2 separate regions of the Homo sapiens genome follow, and region 1 is linked to region 2. The links are chromatin contacts, found by Hi-C or POLR2A ChIA-PET in ENCODE. All regions are on one chromosome and are shown on one strand. Each heading gives the region's core, a stretch centred on a gene start or an enhancer-like site at or near the end of the contact. The rest is flanking DNA. Distances are from core to core; before and after follow the strand shown. Region 1 overlaps LOC105377733 (a long non-coding RNA gene). Region 2 holds the start of STC2 (stanniocalcin 2).

What was found. Hi-C counts contacts between places; a loop is a spot of excess contacts on that map. ChIA-PET counts read pairs that join two places held with the same protein, here RNA polymerase II (POLR2A). Pooled maps may share reads with other maps.
Region 1: a map of Caco-2 shows a loop between it and region 2 (6-fold over the local background). The contact joins the enhancer-like site here to the promoter of STC2 in region 2. A Hi-C loop is called at or near these places in 1 of 168 maps with a recorded cell type or tissue (Caco-2) and 1 of 50 pooled maps. POLR2A ChIA-PET finds 5 or more read pairs at or near these places in 3 of 52 experiments (H1, MCF 10A and WTC11).

The regions. Positions count from the first base shown.
Region 1 is chr5:173,550,803-173,557,682 of GRCh38, forward strand. It overlaps LOC105377733 (a long non-coding RNA gene), which reads left to right. Exons shown (of 3, transcript XR_941247.2): 3 at 4,530-4,731. Among named protein-coding and RNA genes, the nearest start is that of LINC02995, 25 kb to the right of the region's middle. RefSeq lists an enhancer at 5,491-6,219. Within about 2 kb of position 4,634, at least 4 of the 41 ENCODE cell types and tissues checked have a DNase peak (open chromatin) inside an H3K27ac peak, as active enhancers do.
Region 2 is chr5:173,326,226-173,332,659 of GRCh38, forward strand. STC2 (stanniocalcin 2) reads right to left here and starts at 2,189. Exons shown (of 4, transcript NM_003714.3): 1 at 1,818-2,189. The coding sequence starts at 1,968. It overlaps LOC124901137 (a long non-coding RNA gene), which reads left to right and starts at 2,374. Exons shown (of 2, transcript XR_007059056.1): 1 at 2,374-3,526. RefSeq lists a silencer at 3,383-3,602 and an enhancer at 5,719-5,858.

The DNA.
Region 1 (6,880 bases), core at 3,384-5,883, 230 kb after region 2:
GGAGCCAGGAGTTTCCCTACCTGGACAACACCAGAGGGCAACGTCCGGCTCAGGCAGTTGTCTCCTGGCTGAGAAGGAATCATGCTGCGTTCCCAAGTCAGGAGGCCAACTTCCTTCAACAGAGGGCCACACCTGCACTTTAATAACAAAATTGCTGCATCCAGGGTCTCGCTGCCCTTGGAGGTTTCCCTGAGATGTGACCCAAGAGGAGTTGGGAACATTTGCTGACTACAACCTGGTGGAAATAACTGAATGAGGCCGAACTGTGCTGTGGGGAAGGGATCTCTTTGAGAAATCCTCACATTGTAAGTCAACTGTGAAAGTGTGTTGTCAACTAGAGCCTTGGAAAGAGGGAGTCTAGTTCAGCTACTCTCTTACTGGCAGGATATTCAGTAAATTTTGAGTTTCTCAAAGCAGAGAAGTATGCAGCTAATTCATTCCTCATAAACTGAAACCTCAATCTTAAAATATGTTTCATGCTGATTTATCAAAAACTGTATAAGCTGGTGGCAACTATGGGCCAACTGTAATGCTACAGCATTGACATTAGATGTTACAAATGTCCAGACAAAAAGTATCATAAAGTCAATAGATAAAAAGTGCAAGAAAATTTCAAAAATATTATACAAATATAGATATTTGGTAACATAATTTTTTTACAGGGGGGAGATGAAAGCTCTTGGAAGTGGAGACAGGAGTCATTACTTGTCTGCAAGAAGATGGAGGAAACTGTCTTAGAGAAATTTCTCTAAAAACAACTGTGTGTGTTGAGGACATGAATTCACAGATACGTCTCTGTGGTTGTACAGTCAGACCCCAAAGGCCATTCTCCAGTCTCTAGACTGCCTGCTAAGGATGTGTATTCTGTTAGCTAGCCACGGTTAACCAGGATGGGGAAGACATGTTTTGGGGAAAGGCTGCATTGCTTGACCCAACAGAAAGGAGACGGAGCATTTGTGGGGAAGCTTGGAAGAGGAATATCATCAGAGGAAGCATGAGAGAGGGGAGCTTGGGCACTAGGCATGTCTAATAAGAACTGGAGGAACTGTTCTATGGGGGATACAGAGTAACATCTCCTGCATTTCCCTCATGGAAAATCCGCTTGAATTTCTTTGTGGAAAAATGGATTAGAGATAAGAGCCTGGGTTGACTTGGATTCTAAATAGAATCTCGGAGTTGAAAGGAATTTTAAGAGGCTACCAAGCCCATCCCCGATAAAATTAGGAACCCTTTCCCAGACACCCCTTGGAGGTATGAGCAGTCTTGTTCAAACACTTCCAGAAGGGAAGGCTCACTTCTTTAGGATGCAAACAGGGCCATGGAGGAACTTCCAGTATTGGGTTTGCTTGTTTGATTCTGAAGGATTGTAAATAATGAAGCAACTATATACTTCATGGTGGGGAATGGAGGGTGTAAAAGTAAAGTCATAGTAAAGTCACAATAGCTACTGGGTACAGGATTCCTGGTAGGTGTCAAGCATTTAACTTATATTATGTCATTAGGGTCTTAAGGAAGGTCATTCCCTCTGTTTTGGAGATACACAAATGAAGGTCTTGCAAGCCCAGCTTATTGTCCTGAATTCACAGAGCTAGTATGAGGAGTGGGGGAGTCAGGATTTGAACTCAGGCCTCTTTGAGGTTTTCACCCCATCACGGTTTCTTCCGTGTTGTCTTTATTAGGAAATCCCCACTCTGCCAACATTTGTGAGAAAACACTTGTTCTGCAGAGTGACAGGCTGGACATTACGGCTGACTGTGGTCTCTGCTCCTTAAGAGGAACAGAGAGAACTTCAACTCATTTGTAAAGGGAACTTGGAGAATATATAATCCCTGAGAAAAGTTTAAAATAACTGAGATGATTTCACTTGGAGAAGACTGATTATATGAGTCTTCAGGTTTATAAAAGATTTTTAGGGACGGTGGCCACCAGCTGTTCTCCATCTCCACTCTGTACAGGAGAGAAAAAATTGGCTTAGCCTGAGGGTGTCTATATGGAAGAATTCCTGACCCTGGAATGGGTCAATGTGGAAAACAAAATAGGACAGACCTTTCTTCTGAGTCCACCAAACGGAGAGCAGCGTCACCCTGGTGTGTGTGGGCTTTTTAGAAGCCAACATCTGCCTTACTAATAGGGCTTACTGGGTGTGTACCTCAGGATTTTGTCTCTGACAGAAGCACACAGGGTTGGAGGGGGAGTGTCGTGGGATCCTTCGAGGATCTTCCCTGACAGAAGCTCCAATGGGGCTTTGTCTCCATTATAGCCCAGTACCGCTTGATAATGATGGACACCACCTAGCACCAGGGGATTATGCTCAGGTACATGCCAGTGTCACCAGCTACGTACCTGGCTGGGGAACACTGGACAAATTATATAACTTCTATGAAGCTCAGTTCCCTGGTCTGAAAAACTGGGGCTCACAGTACCTCGTAGGATTCTGGGAAGAGGTAATGAATTCATCTGTGTGTAGGTCTATAGAGCACCTCCCGCATAGTTGGCACTCAGTACAGGATCATCCCTGCCCTCATCACCCAAATCTCTAGGATTTAAGTGCAGTCTAAATAAACTCAATTTTTTTTTTTTTTGAGATGGAGTTTTACTCTTGTCGCCCAGGCTGGAGTGCAGTGGCGCGATCTTGGCTTAGTGCAACCTCTGCCTCCCAGGTTCAAGCGATTCTTCTGCCTCAGCCTCCCAAGTAGCTGGGATTACAGGCACCTGCCAGCACAGCCAGCTCATTTTTGTATTTTTAATAGAGACAGGGTTTCACCAGGTTGGTCAGGTTGCTCTCGAACTCCTGAGCTCAGGTGATCCGCTGGCCTTGGCCTCCAAAAGTGCTGGGATTACATGCGTGAGCCACTGCGCCCGGCCAATAAGCTCTATTTTTGACAGTGATTTTGAGTTGAAGAGTTCTACAAGATTACTCTCTCAGAGACCTAGTCAAAGATTCAAAGGGTGCAACTTAGATTTGTGATATGGGAGATTTGGTGATGGAGTTTGTGTCCACTCTCTCCACGATCCTCATGTAGTTCAGACCTTGGACCTCGCTGCTCTCAGCCGAGATCTTCCTGGACCAGAGCACCTAGGCTCTTTTAGAGCTCACTTTGCTGCCTCACACTTCAGTCCACCCACCAATGTTGTTGTCTCTAGTCCCCTCTGGGTCTCTAGTCCTTAGATACAGATTACAGGGAGGCTCCGAGTGATCTCATGTGAGACTCAGTTCCTACCCCACCTCCCCCACAGCTTGCCGAATGGCCTCAAGTCAAGACACTTAATCTTCCTGAGCCATGGTTGCCTCATCTGTAAAGTGGAAATGAAAATCTTGCAGCCTGTCCTATGGATGGAATTAGAGCTGGCAGACCACCTGGCACAAGCCTTACATACCGCTGCCAAATAAATGTTGAGAACAGGGCAATGTTTTCAGGATTGTTCCCAGCTCCAGGCCATCGCTGAGCCACGTGGGAGGGTCTCCTGAGTCCACCAGACTCTGAGCATACATCAGCCTGAACTGGCTTAGAAAGGAACCCCCTTTTCTCCTCTCCCTAAGTCCTTCTCTTCCACACAAGAGGAGCTTCCTACCTCCTGCAGAGGTGTTAGGAAGAGAGCTTCTGCAATCTTCTCTTGTTACCTTAGTTTCCCTGGAAACATGCCTTAGTTTCTCTGGAGCTGCTAATCTGACTGGCCAGTGTTGTTCCCAGGGGACAGAGTCACTGTCTTGGCTGACTTCGCTGGCTGCGGCCAGGCCTCTGGCTGGCCCTGTTTTCTTCCTGAGATCTCTGCTATGGACGTTGCCTTCAGGATCTCACACCCCCAACACAGTCTTCCAGGAGGCCAGCCTGTGAGGGGGTGATTAGATGCTTACTTAGCCCTTAAGCCTGCACTATTGACATTCTGCGTGGGCTAATACTTCGTTGTGTGCATCGTGGGGTGTCTAGCAGCATCCCTCTCTATCCACTAGATGCCAGTAGCATCTGCCACCCCAGTTATGACAAGCAAAATTCCCACGTCCCTGGGGTAGGGGGACCAAGGAAGGGGACTCACTCTTGACTGAGAGCCTTCGAATTAAGCTGAGACTGGGATCTATGTTTAGATGGTGAGCCTCCTGTTCATTGTCTCTATCAGGACTAAAAAGAGGGAGAAGGGGATTTTACTCCCACCAACCCTACAACTGTTGACTGTGCTACTGGGTGGCTAAGTGAGAAGCCTTCTTTAGTTTCTAAATAGCAAGAGAGAAGCAGAGAAAGAGGCAGAGAGACAGAGAGAGAAAAAGAGTGAGGCAGAGAGGGAAACTGAGGCAGGAGCCAGCAGCAGAGGACTTCCATGAAAGACCCAAGGGCGCCGGGCATGCAGGAGCAGAGTGAAGAGGCGGGGCTGCCTGTGCCTGGGTAAATATGCTCTCTGGGATGGAAGGGCTGGCAGGTAAATATTAGTGACCATCTCGGCAGCAGCTCTTGGGGCAACCCGAGGCGAGGAAGGACACACAGCCCCTTTTACAGAAACCACATTTTTTTTCCTCCCTCTGTCTCCCTGCCCAGCCAGTCCCTGCGAACTGCCCGGCGCGTCCTGCCTTGCCAGACCCTCTGCCCGGGGTCATCCGCAGCCCGCGGGCGCCATCGGCTCCAGGCACACATCACCCGTGCTGGAACCCCAGCGTGTGGAGACCGGAGGCCAAAGAAACGAAACTCCCCACGCTGCGCCGTGGAGAATAATCACTGCCTTTTCAGAGGCCGACTTCGCCCCCTGCCAAGGCAAGAACTGTCTCGCCACCTTTCAGTTCTTGTTAAAAAGCAGAAGGCATGTCAGGGCCAGGCCGGGCCTCGGGACAGAGAGGGCTTTCTTCGCAGCCCTGGATGAATCTCAGTGTCTTAATGAAAGCTCTTATTAGCCCCAGCTGGCGTCCCATTTTCCCGAGCTGGAATAAAAAATTGCCTCGGTCATCCTTTCCCAGACTAATTTCAAAAGCATAATTACCATCATCATAATTGATTACTATTTATTTTGGTCATTAATAGTCGTGCACTCCCTTGTTAGGTGTGGATTAAATGATCCAAGAACATTTAGGGCACGTGGCAGCTGTATTTGTTTTCCCTCATTCCACACACCTCCCGCCCCTGGCCCTTTCAGGGTAACCCCTTGATTTCATGACACCCAGAGAGTCTCTCCCTGGCTTTAATGTTCAAACTACTGAGCCACGGTGGCTGATCGGAGTTGGGGTGAAAGGCTGGGGGTTCTAAAAGGAATGAAGAGGGTCCTATCGGGGCTAGAAAGGGCAAGAGGGGTGCATCGGCCTAACTTGTCTTGGGGGAGAAACAAAACAGGAGCGGGCAGAAGAAAGAGAACTTTACCATAACCAGAGTGTTGTTTCTTCTCTCTGACCCCTTGAGAGAGGCAGTTCCCAAGCATCTCTCACTTACTTGGGCACTTACTTTGGGATAATTGGTGTCTTTTGCTTTCAAGACAGGGAGCTTGGGAGATGTCTGCGCAAGGATCACAAGGTCCCCCCGAATACTCAAAATAGGTGAGTAGCTCCCACTTTGCCAAAACTCTTCAGGCCCCATCAGATGAACGTCCTGGAGGAGGTTAGCTGAATTCACACCCACTCCTGAGTTGTAGCAATTTTACTTCCACATCATCCCATCTACTGTTGGCTACTTAGCGCCTGAAAGGCTCTGGAGGTTCCGAAAATAAAGACAAGTAAGTAGAGGTTGAAAGCTTTAAATTCCCAGAGGCCAGGCTCTTAAATCTCTTGCCTCCTGCTAGGCAGAGACAATGGGTCCAGGATGGGAATTGGATTCAGGCTAAGCCAAATGAAACCATTCTTCAGGGAGAGGGATTTCGCCAGTACCCAGGGAGAAGCTGATTTCAGAGATGCAGACAGGGTCTTGGTAGCATTTGAGACCCTGCTTTCAGTTATTTCTGAAGCCTGGAGTAGAGACACAGAATAGCTAGACAAGTTGTATCCTGCATAGCTCCAGGAAGTGCCCTTCATCTGGCCACTGTGAGATAGTGGCCATTGGGGTTGTGCAGCATGCAGCCTGCACAACTGTACATGGCGACCCCATCTGGCAGCATCCCTGCTCTTTCTTCAGCTTACTTAGAGCTTACCCTGATACCCTGTTATTAAACTCCCCTTTCTGCCAAATCCAATCGGAATTGGATTTATGCCACTCAAACAAAATGAGACCTAAATAATATGATGAGAATAGTTATCTACAACCACAAAGAAAAAAAAAAGATGTAATATCTTCCCACTCCCACCCCCAGTTCATTCTAGATCACAGGAAGGAAGTACTTGTCTTTCTTAGCTATTAACTCTCAATTACTAGACATTTAGGGAGTCAGGAGTGGGGGTGGAGAAGAAGCATAGATGCCAGTTTGCACCCCCACCCTCAGCCACAGTCCTGGGGTGCCAGGCCCTGTGGAGCTGCCAGGCTGTGCCATGCAGAGGGTGGGTGAATGCAAGCACTGTCTGGAAGGCCTTCAGGCTGGCTGCATGGGAACAGCTGCACAGCCCCATGACGGGTGTCAATATCAAGGGAGACTCCACACTTTCCAGGGGGAATGGGGCTGAGAGAATGCGGGACTCTGGCCAGAAGAGATGGAGCTCCGGAGGGGCGGGGAATGCGGAGAGAGAAGGAAGGTCGCCAGGCAGAATCGCTGCACATCTAGACCCAGGGGAAAGAGAACGAGGAAGAGTCTTGAAGAAACTTTAAATTCACAGTTCCTGCATTCAACTCCTCTAAGGGCTTTCTGAGTCTCCCTAGTGAAATATGTAGACACTAAGTTTCAGGAAAGAACAATAATAAAGGGCATTTTTAAAAGCATGTGTGTGTATGGGGGGCAGGGGGAGCACTGGCAGAGTTCTTAGTGAGAAGACAGAGGGGAA
Region 2 (6,434 bases), core at 939-3,438:
AAAGAGCCGAAAAATTACAAAAATTACAACCAGAAGGCTGGTCTGAGCATTCCTCCTTTTCATCCTTTCCATTTTATTAAAGTATTTGTGGGAATACTTAGTTTGAGAGCAAAATATATTTCCGCTTTTTAAACCCACAGACAAAAATAAAATTTTGAGTCGAAGACTGTACTTCATCAATGAAGTACCCTTCTCTACTTGATCTGTAGAAGTTGCTGCTATTAAATCACAGCCATTTGCTTCCTGACCCCCAAATGACAGCATCTAAAAAGCAGTTTCAATTCAGCTTTATGATTCAACACCTAAAAATCAAAACAAAATTCCTATTAAGGCAGTGCCTCCCAACCCTTCGCATTAAAATACCAGCTAGGGAAGCTGCGGTTGGCGAGCAGGCTTAGGAGTGGAGTCAGCTGGGGGCGAGCCTTCAGAAACGCCACTATCAGAGGTTGCAGGCTCCTTTTAATTAGGGATCCGGGTGAGGTATCACCCAATCCCCTAGAATTCCCGCAGCCCGGGAGGAAGCTTGCAGCCCTTCACCGAATGTGGCCCCCAGTCCTCTCTCGGAAGGGGCAGACGGAGGGAGTTAACTGTCAGGCTGCAGCGTGCAAAGCCTCTTCCCTCCCTTTCCACTACCCAAGTCTCTGATTTAAATCAACCACAAAATTACATCAGAAAAGTATATTTTGGAAGAAGGGCGGGGTCGGAGCAGATAACCCGCATCAGATTAAATCTAGCCAGAGAATGAGGGGCGTGTATTGTTGAGGGTCACCGACCACCGAGAATCAGGTTCAGTTCTCAGAGGAAGCGCCAGAGGAGGGGGAGGGTGGGCGAGGGTCTCGGGGTGGTGGGGGTGCCGGCCCCAGCATGTGGAGGCGACAGGATCCGTAAGACCCCACGCGCCGCCGGGGCAGGACCGCACAGGGCCGCCATTCACTCACTTGGGGCGTCCCTAATGGGCACTCGTGCATTCCAGCTCGTGCGGTGAGCGCACGCACGCCGCCGCTGCCGCGTTCACACGGCCCCCCAAAGTCGGGGGAGGGGTCGTGGAGCGAAGGAGCTGTAGGCAGATTTTCTTTCTCTTTCCGAGCTGGGAAAAGGGCCAGCCCCGTGCCCTGCACGCCTGGCTCTGCTTTGCAGCTTGCCGGTGAGCCAAGAGCCGGTAGAGCAGAGGAGGCGCACGGTTCGGGTCGTGTCACCATTTCTTGGCTTGCTGACCTGGCCAGGAGCTGGGGATGGCGGCAGCACCGCGGAGGTACGCTTTGCGCTGCCCTCACGCTCCCTTCCGAAAGCAGTGCCCCCAGGGGGAAAGTTCGCAATGCCATTTGTCTCGCCGGCAAAGTTCTGGGATGTCGGGCATCTTTTGAGGAGGGGGAAGACGCGGCACCCTTACTGAGGCCGGCAGGCCAGGAAGAGAAGTTCTCCGGGCGCAGGGCGCAGCCCAGCTCCGGGGACCCTCTGGGCCTCCCGCGTGCCGGCCGGGATGAAGCGCGCTTTGCACCGGACCCGGGATTCGGGGGCGGGGGCTGGCGCTGGCAGCGTCAGACGCTGCTTCATTTCCCCTCGACCCTGGGGAGGACAGCAACAAGTCCTGCCCCAGCCATTTCATCACCCTGCTAGCACGTGCAGATTCCGGGCCCTCGGAGCCCGGCGCGGACCTCGCCTTGCCTCGCGCTTCCCTTTGCACGTCCCGTGCCATCCCAAGAGTTTGCGTGGCCCTGGGTGGGCGCCTGGCTCCCGGCGAAACGCCTGGGGCGCGCCGCGTGGGTGCACGGTGTCCTCTCCCAGTAGCTCCCGGCTGCGGGGGCACATGCACTTACCTGTATTCTGCAGGGACAGGCGGCCTTTCTGCTGGGAGCTCCTGTCTTGGGGACCCTCGGGTGGGTTGGTGGCGTCGGTCCCCCGCGCCGGGTCAAAGGTGGCCAACACCAAAGCCAGGGTCATGAACTGGCCCAGCCGCTCGGCACACATGGTTCTTGGTATTAACCTCCCGTCGGGAGACCTGGATCCTTTGTGCTCCCCTCTTCCTCCTCCTCCTCTTCCTCCTTCGCCGCTTCCCCTCCTCCTCCCACTCTTCCTTTTTGCTCGCCTTTTCCCTCCTCCTCGCGGCCGCGGCTCGGATAGAGGTTACCCAGCGCCCTCCCGTAGCTCTCCGGAGAGCATGTGACCAGGCCGTTAGCAGCGCCGCGAGTGCCCGGCAATGGCAGGGATGGTGCCTCAAATATCCCTGGAAGCTCTGGTGTCACTTGAATGAAGGAGTCGAGCAGGTGTTGTCCCGGCGGCTGGACCAATCCGAGACCCCGGCCCTTTTGACAACACGGCCGGGAGGCGGGGCCTGCGCTCAACTACTACAGGAGGAAGCCGAGCGCCGCTGGGAGCGCCGGACAAAGTTGCCGACCTGGCGGCGGCCACGCGTTTGCGTGCGTGTGTATGAGTGTGTGTGAGCGCGGCCGGAGATGCGTGCGCGTGTGCGGGTGCTCCAGGGCAATGGTCGAAAGGACTGTACAATATAAGAGCGAATCCAAGCTCCAGTTGCTGTTAAAGGGGGACGGTGTGCTCTGGGACAGTGTCCCTGGGGCCCCTGGCTCGCGTCACACCCACATCGGGTTGGGAAAGTTTCCTCTTTCCGCCGTTTGGAATTCAGTGAGATTCCCAGCCCAGAGGACTTGATAAATTGAAGCAGTTTCCTAGGCACAATGATGCTGTGGGCCAACTGAGCACACATGGGAATTCCTGGCCTTGTGACACTTTGCATTAAAAAGAACCCCACGATTGAAGATAGGAGCAGAAGCACTAGATACAGTATTTGGTCTGAGCAACTGCCCTATCTTCCCGCTTTGGTGGGCCGTGCAACACCTGGAGTGTCGTTTCTCGTCTTTCCCCTAATCCAGACGCATTCCAGGCTGGGCTGCAGGGATCCAGGTGACAGTCAGGACTTGCATCATTTCCAGGAGGGTGGCAGGGAGGCCCAAGGCAGCCCTGAGTCAGCCCGCCGCGGAGCATCGCGTGCCCGGAGGCCAGAGCTTGAAAGGCAACTTTACGCGTCTCCAAACACACTCCTGCATTTTCTCAAAGCGCTGCTCGCCACCCCGCTCCGGGTTCCCTTTTACTCTCCAGTCATCCGATGGAAGTGGTGAGAACAAAAACAAAGACAAAAAAGCTAAATCCGGGGAAGTTATCTCCATCTCCTCCCTTTTCTTGTTCGGCCCCCTCCCCAAGAACCGCCGGGTCGGGATAGCCCCCGGCTACTTTCTCACCCGGCCCGTGGAGGGAAGGAGAAAGTTGGGCGCCGCTTGGAGCGCCTCTTCCCCTGCTGTGTGTGTACGTGTGCACGCTCACGTCTCCCCCGCGCCGGGGCCGGGGACAGGAACTGCTCTCGGTCCCGTCACCCCACGGCGCAGCTCGGGGGGCTCGCAGGGCTGGGGGAGGGCGGGGACACGAGCGCCGCGCCCAAGCGCCCCAGGGCACGCACCCGGCGTTGGCGCGCACTCGCCCCTCCCCCCGTCCCCACCCTCCTCCTGGAGAACAGGTGAGCCCCGGTACCAGCTCTCGATCCCCCACCCCCGCCCCGCGCCCCGCCCGCGCCCTCTGCGGTAATGCGCCTGGGAAGTTTCATCACCCACTGCCCAGGCGACGCGGCCCTGGGTCTCCGCGGCGGGGCGCACTGCCCGCCTGGTTGGGGCCGCCATGTGACACGGCTGGGGGAGGGGGCGAGGAGACACGCGGGCAGGTCATCTTTTGGCCGGCGCTTGACTTCCAAAGCTTTCCTTTCCCGTGTCCCGGCTGCACGCGGGAGTGGGGAAGGCGGAGGCGGGGGGCCAGGATGGCCACGGCTGGCCGCAGCTATCCGGCGTGTCGAGCTCTCCTGAGTCGGAAGGAAGGAGAGGAGGGGGTGGGGAGGGCGTCTTCAGAGTGGGCTTCCCCTGCGCTGGAGCGCCAGGGAGCATCCATAAATTGTCACTTTGAAGGTCCGAACCTGCGGCGGTAGGGACCATGCCCACTATTCTAATAGCAATTACTCCGCGCAGCCTTGGATCTTTTGTGCAAGGACGTGCGGGTACAAATACATTAAAACGGCCAGTTCACATTGCCCACCCTGCTTGTGTTTGCATAGTTAACTTAGCTTCCTAGTTTATGGAAAACTACCTCCTGTAGATCCTTAAAAACAAAGCAAACAAACGACACAGCGGCATTCTGGCCTCTCCTAACTAACTCTTTAAGGCTCTGAATTTCCTGAGAACAAGTAGCCATTTGGTCCCACTCCTGCTTATGGGTACAGCTGGGTAGACTTTCTTTCTATGTGGCCTCTTTTGTAGGAGAGAACATGAGCAATATTGACATTAAGAAGGCATCTGGTCACCTGTTTTTTTTTGAGAAGCAGAAATAGGAGAGAGCTCCATGGGGCAGGAGCAAGCCCTCTTTTGCCAGATGCAGACACTTAGTGTGCTGGGCAGAGGCCTCCCAGGATACCTGGAGCGATGGCCAGGGGGATGGAGCTCTCCCTGCTCCTGCTTTGCCCAGCCTTTGGCTAGGCCTACCTTTTGCTACCATGGGGCCCCTGGGGCTGCCCTCAGAGGACCTACATAGTTTCAAAGTTCGTCCTGAGGCTGTTTGCTCCTGCCTTCCAAGGGACATTCCTGGTTTTCACCTGAGCCAACTGCCCCTTTAGAACCAAAAGAACACATAGTAGCTAGAATTGGAGGTGGCGTAAGCACAGGCACTAGTTCTTAAGGGTTTATCTCTGGGCCACTTAGCCAAGTCCAAAGCATCCAGATAAGAATGCCCATCTGAGTCCGACCCGCCAAGGCTGTGAAAATTCCCTTGCAGAATCACTAGGCAGTTTGCTGAAATGGCCAGTCTAGGCCGCAGGGGTAGAAGTGGGATGGGGGCTCAGACTGGTGACTTTGTTGTGATTGACTCCCCCTCTCTCTGGCTGATTCCTTTAGCTTTATAACTGAGGCCAAGTTTGGCAGACTGTGGCTGATGAGGGTGGGGCAGGGGACAGTAATAATAATCATTATTACTATTATATAGCTAACATGACACCGCACCACACACCACACTCATGCCTTTGGTGTCCCTCCAGACCTAGGGCCCTCCCTAGATGGGAACTGAGGCCTGGGAGGTCTCCTGGATGGACCAGCTGCTGTCCTGAGGTTCAGCAGCACCTGTCTGGATGGGCCCTCCTCCTCAATTTAACGCATACACAGCCAGGAAGAGGCAGACATGACCTACCTTGTGTCATCCAGGGCCTTCTGTGGTTGACGCCTGGAGCCCATGTTTTCCTGTCTAAATCCACTTTGCTAGTTACATGCGGTCAACACTGAGTGGCAGGTTTTGGGGGAGGGGATATTTGGGTTAGACCATGAAGGATGGGGGAGGATAGTGACAAGTAGAGGCAAGGAAAAAAGTGGGCATGGGAGGTGGGAGGACCAGCAGGGCTAAATGCATGGAGAGGATCCGGTGGGATTTGTATCAGGAATAGGGGTTGCCCAGTTAGGTGTGAAAGTGGGACATCAAACTGGGGAAGTCGGCCAGGGCATGTTGTGAAGGCTGGGCTCCTTGTGACAAATCTGTGCTCCTCACGGAAGATCTGACGGTATTTAAGGATGAGACTGTAGGGCGCTTTAGACTAGGTTCTCTTTAGGAATTAGGAAATGCTCAGGGGCCCAGAGCTGCCATTGTGGAGAAAGAGCAGAGGAGTGGGAAGGAATTAGTTGGAATCTTCACGTGCGTCTCGATGCCCAGCAAGACAGACGTGTTCTTGCTCGAGTGTGAGCCGAAGGGGCTTTAGCGGATGGGCATAGTTCGTGGGTGCTGAGTCAGTGATGTGCAAGTTGACACGTGCTGCCTGGTCCAGGCTTTCTGAGTTCCGGAACCTGAGTGGAGAACATGGCTTACACGTGGGGAGCTCCACCCACTGCACGCCCCGCCCCCTTGGGGCCGACTGTCTGGGCTGATGGCACCACCTTATGGTCAGAGAGGGAACTGTCTGGCTACACAGTCCTCACGACTCTGCCTGCCTGGAAAGTTCTGATATTGGGTCTCCAGCCTTCTCCCCAGTTTCCTTTCCTTTTCTTAGCAAATCAATTAATGCAGATTTAGCCAATCTCCTCGCAATAACATGCCTTAATCCCCCCATCAAAGAGATCTCTTTCACACTTATTTTCCCTCTTGCTCCCCTATCCGTTGCTGTTTTCCTTTGTGAGTCTCAAATTTACCCTAATCCTGGCTCCTGTGCATCATACCTGTATGAAGGAAAATGAAAAAAGGTATCAAGGTGAAACCGGACAGAAAAAAATAACAAACTGCTGCTATCAGGCCTCCCAAATTATCTTGCAAGCAGAGGTCTCTCCCTAAAAAGCCTCCATCTCCCAGCACTTTGGGAGGCTGAGGTAGGTAGATCGCTTGAGCCCGGGAATTCGAGACCAACCTGG